Regions from separate parts of the Homo sapiens genome. Here region 2 is linked to region 1. The links are chromatin loops, found by intact Hi-C in ENCODE. Cell type or tissue: PC-3. All regions are shown on one strand. Links, peaks and the distances in the headings refer to the core of each region. The heading gives the core; the rest is flanking DNA. Region 1 has its middle 220 kb from the start of IL15. Region 2 overlaps IL15 (interleukin 15).

Region 1 (5,385 bases), core at 132-5,131:
CATTGCTGCAGGAAAAGGATGGAGTTGTAGCTCTCCAGTAGGCCTCCACTGAACATCGCCTTGTCTGGAAGGGATAGGAGTGCCTTTTAACTGCTTCCCACAGAGCCTCTGCTTACACCAGAATGGAGGGGTCTTATTAGCACTGGCGTTGATGGCAATCCTGATTCTCTATTTAACTTCCTCTGATATCACTCCAGTCAGGAGTGGGTGGAGGTCACCTTATGATGGATAGAAATTCTACATCCACAAGTAGTCACCACTGACATCAAGGGGAGGGAGATGGCTTATTATCTACCCAATAAGGATGAAAGTCCTGGCTTTCTAATTGGCCTTCTCTGACACCACAAGGGAGGAATTAGGTGCCTAGAAAATGTGGAAGTCTACTTTCCCCACCCTTACTGGTAAGTGTGGAGCCACAGTTCTTTTCTGTGGTAGATGGCTAGAATAAAGCATTTACCGTATAAAAGATTTTTGTCTTGCTAGGTTGTTCCTTTCCTGGTACTTTGGCTAGAAAAAATGGCCTTTTATGGGTCTCTTATTTTCTGTATCTGTTGGTGTTTGCCGATTGCCAGCTTCTTCAACTGAGATATATGAGGCAAAGAAAAAACCCAAGTAACTTACCAGAATGTTGTTCCTTGAATCCAGAGTTTGCTAGCTAGTCTGTCTTCTTTTTCTACCTTCAATGTCTTCTTATGTTTGTTTTATATGTAATGTCCAGAGTTTTTAGTTGAACTTAGTAGAAGAAATAGGAAAAAAAAGATGTCTACTCCATCTTTCCAGAAGCAGAAGTCCTTCTCCCTGATTTTAAAACCTCAATTTACCAAGAAGTTTAGCTACAAATTTTACATACAAAAAAGTTAAGTATTAGTCATTTGCTAATCTGGCCACTAAACATTTGAGTGCAGCTCTTTTCCCTTTTTCGTCATAAAGGCTTAACACCTCCTTACACAAAAGATCTTCCATTGATTTTTGGAGGTGTTTTTTAATATTAACATTATCAAAACTACAGAGGTTTTCATTTTGGCATCATAATTTTAACATTTCAATGAAGAAATAAAAATTTGCCCTTGTTTATTTAAAAGGCTGAATAATATTCCACTGTGTGGACATATCACACTTTGTTTATTCATTTATCTGTCAATAAACATTGCTAAAATAACTAAATAGGAGGCAATTCACCTGAGGCAGCTTCAGTGCCCTGAGATCCAATATAAGCAACCTAAATCTAACTTGAATGCCTTCCTTGTAACTAACTTAGAGAGAGATAAAATTTAAACTTAATCAATCAGAAACCACTAACTTCAAACTGCATAACTAGAAATTTCCACTGGGTAATCCAAATAAGGCAACTACATAACTGTAAACAATTATTTTCTTTGCTTTGCTTTCCCACTCACCTTATAAAACCCTGTCTTTGAAACCTTTCCTCCCCGACCAACTAGCACCACAATTGAGTGCTGTCCAATTCATAAATTGCTGTTTGCTCAAATAAACTTTTAAAATGATTAATGTGACAGTTTAAGTTTTAATATTTTGGTTATTTTCACATCTTGGCTATTATGAATAATGCTGCAATGAACATAAGAGTGCTAATATCTCTTCAAAAACCTGATTTCAATTCTAGTGAATTGAACCAGAAGTAGAATTGCTGGATCATATGGTAGTTCTATTTTTAATTTTTTGAGGAATCTCCATGCTGTTTTCCCTAGTGGCTGTACCATTTTGCATTCTCACCAACAGTGTATAAGGGTCCCAATTTCTCCATATCCTTGTGTACACATATTATTTACTCATTTTTTTGTCTTGTTTTGCTTTGGTTTTATTTATAATGGCCATTGTAGCATGTATGAGGTGATATCTCATTATGGTTTTGATTTACATTTCCCTAATGATTAGTGATGTTGAGCAACTTTTCACACACTTGTTGGCCATTTTTATGTTTTCTGTTGAGAAATGTCCATTCTCCTTAGCCCATTTTAAAGAGGTGTTTGTTTGTTTATTTATTTATTTATTTATTTATTTATTTATTTTACTATTGAGTTGTAGAATTTCCTTATGTACTTTGGATTATAACCTCTTATCAGACATATGGTTTGCAAATATTTTTCCCATTCTATTAGTTGCCCTTTCACTCTATTGATTGTTTATCTTGCTGTATAGAAGATTTTTAGTTTGATGTCATTTCACTTGTCTGTTTTTGTTTTTGTTGCCTATGCTTTTGGTGTCATATGCATAAAATCATCCCCAAGAACATTGCCGTGAAGTTTTTTTCCCCTGTGTTTCCTCTAGAACTTTTACAGTTTGGGACCTTACATGTAAGTCTTAAATCCACTTTGAGTTCTGTGATTTGCAACAATGCAGATGAACCTTGAAAATAGTATGCTAAGTGAAATAAACTAGTCACAGAAAGACAAACATTGTATGATTCCACATATATGATGTGTCCAAAATAGTCAAATTTATGAACTCAATGAAAGGGCGGTTGCCAGGGCCTGAGGGTAGAGAGAATGGGGTTGCTAATCAACAGGCATAAAGTTTAAGTCAGGCAAAATAATAAGCTCTAGAGATCTACTGTGCAACATTGTACCAACAATAATGTACTATACACTTAACAATTTCTTAAGAAGGGAGTAGATCTCATGTTGTGTTCTTAACACAATAAAATACAATGAAATGAAAATTAGCCTTGAGGAGGCCTCTTGTTTAAATTGGAAGGAACTGCACTGATAAGATGTTTTCTTGGGAAAACTCTTTACTAGAAAAGTAATGAAAAGACTGAGCTTTAGATCAAGATTTTTTAAGTCATGAGTCCAGCAAAACAACACGAATACCATGACAACAACTAAAACTGAGTTGTCTGAACAGATTATAATAAGGGTACTTTTAATATTTTGGCCTGGGTTCAGATAAAGGTATTTGGGGCTGTGGACTAAAAGCTGTTAAAAAAGAGGCCTGCCTGCCTGCATGCCTCCCTTCCCTTCCCTTCTCTTTCCTTCCCTTCCCTTCCCTTCCCTTCCTTCCTTTCTTCTTCTTTCTTTTTTCTGCTTTTTAGTAAGGATGAGTAGGACATAGACCACACCAGCAACTTCAGATTGAGAAAAGAGATCTACATAATATCACCCTCTAAGAACAGGTGTTGGGGTAAAATCAGGGAAATATCAGAGTTTATATCAAGTTTTAAGTTTCTCATGTAATGAGCTCTCCTGTTTTGTTGTTGTTGTTGTTTGGTTGTTACCATTGAGTCTTCAATGAGGTTTTCTTAAATACTTGAGCCGTGAGTGATGTTTGAGGAAATTAAAGGTCTGAGTTACTCCCCCGATGGGGTAAAGCTTTGCTGACAAAGGACAACTGCTAGAGTCGCAGCTCTGACATTCAGTGCTGATCACCAGGGAAGCCAGAAGAAGGACCCAGATGAAAAGGACTATGGGAAGAAGAAGTTGTGTTCTCTGCATTGCATTCTGTTATATGGGAAGGGTGAAAAGCAGCAGTCCCCTAAAGTCTAAAGAAAGTGACAGTTTTCAAGTTATATCTCCTTTTCTTTATAAAATATTTTAGCATCTTTGCAACTTGGACCGTATCTCATTTCTATTAACCAGCCATAGCAGCTTCCAGAAAACTACCAGCCCCTTTCAAAGGTCATGCCTGTCCTTTTCCCTATTGAATATTTAAGAGTGAAAAGAATTGTAATTGCAAATGGCCAACTATTTTTAAAGATTCAAGCTTTTCCTCTTCCTTCAACACCCCCACCAGCCCCAGCACAGAGTGAAGCTTATTCTCAATTAAGTTCTCCTGTGCCTTATCCAGCCTGGCACAGAGACAGGCAGGTTGGGGCAAAGATAGGGCTCCAGTGGCTGAGGGGCCTCTCAGGCCATGCTGTGTCTGACTCTCCCAGCCTAGCTGAGTCCACTGCACCTCTCTGCATTGCCCTGGGGAGAGAGAAGGGGGTGCAGGTTTCCAAATGGAGTGTGAAAATCAAGAGATACATGTATTTATATGCAGTGGCATCTTAAAAACAAACAATGACAGTATTTGTCTCAGTTTTAGTTTTCTACTATTCCCTTGATTTTTGAATTTCTGCTAAATATTTCTTACCTGTTAGCTTTCTATTAATCAGAACCTGGATTTGTGATTGCGCTTCTCTCTGAAATATGCTGGCCTGATTATACACTGGAATGATGAGAAAAGCAACTTCTAATCATTAGCAATGTAAGAAATTCCTGAAAAATATTCAGTGATCACCTGTGAAATGTGGATGGTGATACTAGTCCTTGAATACATGTAGAAAGTAACAAGCATAATATCAATTTCCTTGCAGGATGAAGCTATCTCACATATGATAAACCTTTCATTTCACAGGCATCATTCTCTGTTTTCTGGTGCAAGGAAAATCAAAGGTCCTCTCATTAGTTTATTAAACTTCAATTCAGTTCCTAGAGATTTAATGAAATAGCCAATGTCTAAATGCTAGATAAGCTACTCATTTTATAAAGTGTTTTCCTACAATATATTATTACATCCCTCCCCTGCTTTTTTTTGTTGTTGTTGTTCAAAACAAGGCAATAGATTAACCTCTCCTCCTTCCTTCTCTGACATCCAACTTGATCTTATTCTATATGCATTAACTGAAAGCTGTTTTTATTATTGAGAAATCCTATGGCAACGTGATATAGGTGTTGCAGATTACATGTCAATTGTGAATACTATGTAGTAACTGCCTCCATTTGTCTTGGTCAGTTTGGGCTGCTTTAACAAAGTACTATAGATTGGGTGGCTCATAAACAACAGAAATTTATTTTTCAGAGTTCAAGAGGCTAGAAGTAGGAGATCAGAGTGCCAGGTTAGGGCACTCTGATGGTAGGGCTTTGGTGAGGGCTTCTGGGTTGCAGACTGCTAACTTCTCATTGCATCCTCACATGATGGGAAGAGGACAAGCTAGCTCTCTGAGTTCTTTTTATAAGGGCTGTAATCCCTTCCATTCTTATAGCCTAATTACTTCCCAAAGGACCCACTATCGGGGGAACCAGCCCCCAATATTTCAGCATACGTTCTTTCTATTTTCCCTAAGTGTCGGTCAGTCTGAGAAATAAAGAGAAAGTGTACAAAGAGAGAAATTTTATAGCTGGGCCTCTGGGGATGCCATCACATATTGGTAGGACAATGATGGCGACCCTGAGCCACAAAACCAGTAAGTTTTTATTAGGGATTTTAGAAGGGGAAGGGATGTACGAACAGGGAGTATGTCACAAGGATCACATGCTTCAAAGGGCAATAAAAGATCACAAGGCAAGGGCAAAATTAGAATTACTGATGAGGGTCCATGTCCTGCTGTGCATGCATTGTCTTGATAAACATCTTAACAGGAAACAGGGTTCGAGAGCAGACAAC
Region 2 (5,385 bases), core at 212-5,211, 210 kb after region 1:
TCCCTTTTGAGGAAGTACCTGAATAAGCTTGGTCGTTACATGATATATAGTAAACACACTATATTACTTTCCAAAATCTGAAAAATAATCTGAATTCCCAAACAGGGTTGGGACAGGGAGTGCTGGTGAGGCTGCAATTTGAAGTACATCAGTCAAGGATTACTTCATTGCAACAGGGATATTTGAGACAAACCCCAAAGCAGGTATGGGGAAGGGGGTGATATCTGAGAGAAAAGCATTCTAGGAAGAAGGAACAGCAAGGTAAAAGACTCTTAGACAAGAACATAGTAGTATGGTTGGTGAATAGAAAAGGTGCCAGTGTAACTGACTCAGTGAGCTAAGGGAAGAGTAGCAGATGGCAGACATCAGGGGTACAAATCACTTAAGAGACTTAATATCCACTGTAACAGAATTTGGCTTTTATTAGAGTGAGATGGGAGAACCATGTGGGGTTTGGAATAGAGGAGTAGCATAACCTGATTAATATTTTAACCGGATTACCCTTTGTGGTGGATAATCTCCAAAGACAGCTGCCATCAGTCAGTGCCTTCCCCCCATGAACATGCATGACACTCTACTAATCAAAAGGTGGAATCTATGTCGTCTCCCCTTCAATCTGGGTGGCCTTCTGACTTGCTTTTCCCAAAAGAATAAAACAAATGTTAAAGTCTGGAAATTCCATATCCAAGCCTTAAGTGATTACAGCTCCAACTTCCTCTCTTATAGAAGTTGGCCAAGTTGTGAAGAGTCTGACAACCCTGAAACTACCGTGCTGTGAGAAAGTCCAGTTTAGCCATGTGGAAAGACTAAGTGGAGGAGAACCAAGGAGCCCAGACAACAGCCAGAACTGAGGCTCTATATGTGTGACTTAATGTCTGAGCCATCTCAGACATCCCTTGACCATTGAGTCATACCATCTGAGGCCACATACATTGCAGTGTAGAGACAAGTCATTCTCTTTGTGTTTTGTCCTAATTCTTAGGCTTGAGAAAATAAAATGGTTCTTATTTTATACCACTAAGTGTTGGGGTAGTCTATTATATGGAAATTAGTAATTGACATTGAAACTACTATGAGACTGAGTGGTGGGAAGACACCTGGAGAGAGGCAAGGACCCTGTTAGTGAAGGCTAGAAATGCAGTGACGAAATAGTTCAACCTAAGACTTGCTAGATTGGAAAATAACACCTATTCTCATTCTTGCCTTTCCAGGCAGCAAAAGATTCTCCAAGAAATAAGTAGTTTCAGGGCAAAGATCAAATCCAGGCTCTACTATTACATGTGCTCTCAGGTTGGAGATCAAATCAGGTGTGTGGCATGGAGGCCCTTCATTAAGAACTCTGAAAGATTTAAAATGATGTCTCACAGACCTTGCCAACTAGTCAAAAGGCTTCTAAAAATGGTAAGGGTTTCTATGGCACCTTGACTTCCCAAAAAATTAAAGTGGAACTTGTCTCAAGGATTTTCTGGTTATGTCTTTTATCTAACGGAGTGAATGAATCTCAATAAAATTCATAGGAAGCCCCCCGAATTCTAAATATCATTGAACTTAAAAACAAAAAGCAGTTAAACAAAAGTGAGTATATAAAAGGTCTCTAAATTATTAACCCTCTAACATCAGAAAGCAGGCTACGCCACTGCAAAGAATAGCAAAAATTATTTCTCATAGAAAAGAAAGAAAGAATGAGAAAAGGAGCCCAAAGTGCAAAAGATGAAGTTAAGAGCCACAGAGGATCACTCCTAGGGAACAAATTTAAACCTTAATCCGGAACATGTATTGCTTCCAGAGCAAGAACTTGGGATATATGCCGGCTCTATTTAGACTTGCTATGGACTAGCAACTGTTATATGCCTTCTATTGTCTTGTTTTGAAATGGTATTTTTTTAAAGCAATTGTCCTATTTTTGTTTTACCATTGTATGTTGGGACAAGGGGAAGGTCACAGATAACCTATCTTTTTAGCTACAGGTTGCTGCACTCAAGAAACTACATCAGAGAAATATCATCCTCATCTGGAGATCCAGTTTAGAGACTTAAAGTCTGAGTTTGATGCCATAACGAGATAAGCTATGGGGGATCCTGAAAGTCAATAATTAGTTAAATGATACAACTACTTGAGGCCAACATTATGTAAAGTCCAAGTTAGTCATGTATAGGGGTCACATACGGAGAGATGGATGCTTGGCCAGCCATGAGCTTTCCAGCTATCCAAGCTGATGTTCTAGACATGTGAAGGAAGATGCTTTCTTGAATGTCTCATCTCCAGCAGCCTAGGAGGAGTCAAGCAGCCGAAAGTAGCCCAGATTACAAGATCACGATAAATAACAAATTATTGTTATTCAAGTCACTAAGTTCTGGGGGTGTTGTTTTGTTTTGTTCTTGTTTTATGGCTGTTGATCCTTTAGATGCAGGGACAGGTAACCAAAACACTGTGGCTGCTATGTTGAGAACAGGCTGGAGTGGAGATAAGGGGACAAGCAGCAGGCACTTTTGCAATAATACTGTGAGACATGATAGCAACTTGAACCCAGGTGACAGCACTGAAAAAAAGGGTGAGAAGAGATAGGATGTAGGGTATATTTTGAAGGCCTAGCTAAATAATTTGGTGGCAGATTCAACGTGGAATATGACATAAAGAGACGTTAAGGACAAACCCAAGATAGATTGATTGATTATCTATGGAACTAAGAGAATGAAATTGACATCAGGTAAGATGAGGAAGAAGGTGGAGCAAGCAGATATGGCAGTAAAGGCAGGAATCCAGTGAGTATTAGACATCCAATCAGAGATGGTTGAATAACAGCTAAATAGACTGCTAAATGAGTCTGGAGTTCAGGGGAGAGGTCATGGCTAGATTCACCCGTACATTTGTGAATCATCAATGTAAGAAGGGATTAAAAACCATGACACTAGATGAGATCACCAAGACAGAGAGTACAGATAGAGAACAGGCCTAAGGACTGAGCCCTCAGACAGCTATATTTACATGTTAGGGAAATTAGGAACTAGACAGAGACTGAAATTGTTGCTGGTAAGGTAAAAGGAGACTGAAATTGTTGCTGGTATGGTAAAAGGAAAATAAGGAGAAGGGGAGTGGCTTGGAAGCCACATGAAGAACTCTCAGGTCCTGCTGAAAGGGTACATAGGAAGGGACCCAATAACTAACTACTGGATTTAATAAAAGGGATGTTCGTGGTACCTTTGACAAGTGTATTTCTAGTGGAGCAGTGGAGATGACAGCCTGGCTGGTTCAGGAGAGAAAGGAGAGAGGAAAACTGGAAACAGAGAATATAGTTAAGGTTGTAAGTTTTCCTGTAAAATGTGGGCAGAAAAAAGCAGATATAGAAGTGAGCAGAAACATGAGGAGAAAAACATGAGTCTTTTTTAAAAATGGCAGAAGTTATAGCATGGCTACATGGTATTGGGAAAGACCCATAAGAGACAGAGAAAAAAATGGTGATGGAGAGAAAGAATGAATTACTAGAGTTATGTCCTTGAGCAGATAATGAGAATGAAACTACACTCCTGAATTAACTGTGATGAATTTCTAGCTGGTTTCCTTATCTCTAATTGTCTTTTCTTCAATAAATTCTACCTCAAACTAATTTCCCTAAAATACTATTTTTATTACAGTATTCCAACATTGTTTTGCTATATTACTTATGTTTCCTACCTCTTTTACAGTTGTTTGCTTAGCTGTCAAACACTTGAAAGATGATTGACTCATGCTGAAGTCAATACAAATAGACTCTGACCAACCCTCTGCTAAGCACATGGAGCACATTGCCCTTACTCAAAATGTAAGTGTAGAGTCAGACACATAAAAATGAGTTTACAGACATTAAAGCTGTTATAAGGGAATGTAGACAGCACCAAATGAATTCATGTAAGGGAGAAAATAATTCTGCCTGGGCAGTAGGTGGGGACAGAAAAAGTTATAGAGGGTTAACATTTTGAGCAGGACCCATGAAGGCTGACAAAGAATGGCAAGTGTGTCTGGACACTGAGGCAAGGTGACTGCAGCTGAGGCTAGAAGAGGAGACTGCACTGCAGAGGCTATCCAAGCCCTACTAGAGCTTATTTCGCACTAGTCCCCAGTGGGAAACCTCTACAGAAGCTAGCCCAGGCTCTTTACTGCTCCCCATCCTACTCCCTGTACTTTGCTTTAAGCACAGTAACCCATGGTAATCCAGAAGCCAAAGGGAGGGTGTGGGAAAGAAGGCTGAACTATATATCCCAACTGAACAACACGCACCTCTGGCATACCCTACAACTTTCCCAGGGCTTTGTGGACATAGACGGTTCTAAAGGAACCAATTTCAAGATCCGTTACTTCCATAGGAGCCCCTTTTACCAGAGATATGCCTGATGTGTGCCCAAAGCAGGCAGATTTCTGGCAAGTTCTCCTTCCTCACTTCCTCTTTCATAATTACCCTTCTCCCACTTTAGGAAAAAAATGCCTATCTCTCCCTATCCAGAATCTTAACATGTGCCTTGCCTCACCAGGGTGCCAAATAAAGGGGCAATTTGAAAAGTTGATATAAGAGACATCTTTAATCAAAGCATTGACATATCTAGTTGTATGATATATATTTCCAATATTGTTTTAGTTTTTTTTTCAAGAGCACGTTATTATTTATTATTATTATTATTATTCTCCAATACAGGTTTTGTTTTCAAAACTCCACAAAACGTAGCGATATTCACACTTTTCAACAAAAATAATTTACATTCAAAGCACTGATGCAAGAAATTTCCTTAGCACTTAGCACCTTTCTAAGTTTCTAGAAGCTCGAAAACCACATTGCGGCTTTTTTTTTTTTAAATTATACTTTAAGTTCTAGGGTACATGTGCACAACGTGCAGGTTTGTTACATATGTATACATGCGCCATGTTGGTGTGCTGCACCCATTAACTCGTCATTTACATTAGGTATATCTCCTAATGCTATCCCTCCCCCCTCCCCCCACCCCATGACAGGCCCCGGTGTGTGATGTTCCCCTTCCTGTGTCCAGGTGTTCTCATTGTTCAATTCCCACCTATGAGTGAGAACATGCGGTGTTTGGTTTTTTGTCCTTGCAATAGTTTGCTGAGAATGATGGTTTCCAGCTTCATCCACGTCCCTACAAAGGACATGAACTCATCCTTTTTTATGGCTGCATAGTATTCTATGGTGTATATGTGCCACATTTTCTTAATTCAGTCTAACATTGATGGACATTTGGGTTGGTTCCAAGTCTTTGCTATTGTGAATAGTGCTGCAATAAACATGTGTCTTTACAGCAGCATGATTTATAATCCTTTGGGTATATATGTTTTAGTTTTATGCTTAATAATCACTTATCAAAAATTAATGGTTCCTTTGATTAATTTTATAATGATAGT

What was found. Peaks named below come from ENCODE experiments on the same cell type or tissue, not always from the same donor. Only the 100,000 strongest peaks of a DNase experiment are listed, where the experiment ranks them.
Region 2: a loop joins it to region 1, with 8 times the contacts of the local background. A loop is called at or near these places in 2 of 110 quality-filtered maps.

What each region holds. Positions count from the first base shown.
Region 1 is chr4:141,855,729-141,861,113 of GRCh38, reverse strand. No RefSeq gene overlaps it. Among named protein-coding and RNA genes, the nearest start is that of IL15, 220 kb to the right of the region's middle. In PC-3, for the core only: no CTCF peak of the experiment used is centred there; a DNase peak (open chromatin) is centred at 2,463; H3K27ac peaks cover 1,184 bases.
Region 2 is chr4:141,641,280-141,646,664 of GRCh38, reverse strand. The region is part of intron 1 of IL15 (interleukin 15); the gene reads right to left. Among named protein-coding and RNA genes, the nearest start is that of IL15, 7.4 kb to the right of the region's middle. In PC-3, for the core only: no CTCF peak of the experiment used is centred there; DNase peaks (open chromatin) are centred at 884, 2,944 and 3,754; H3K4me3 peaks cover 599 bases; H3K27ac peaks cover 2,323 bases.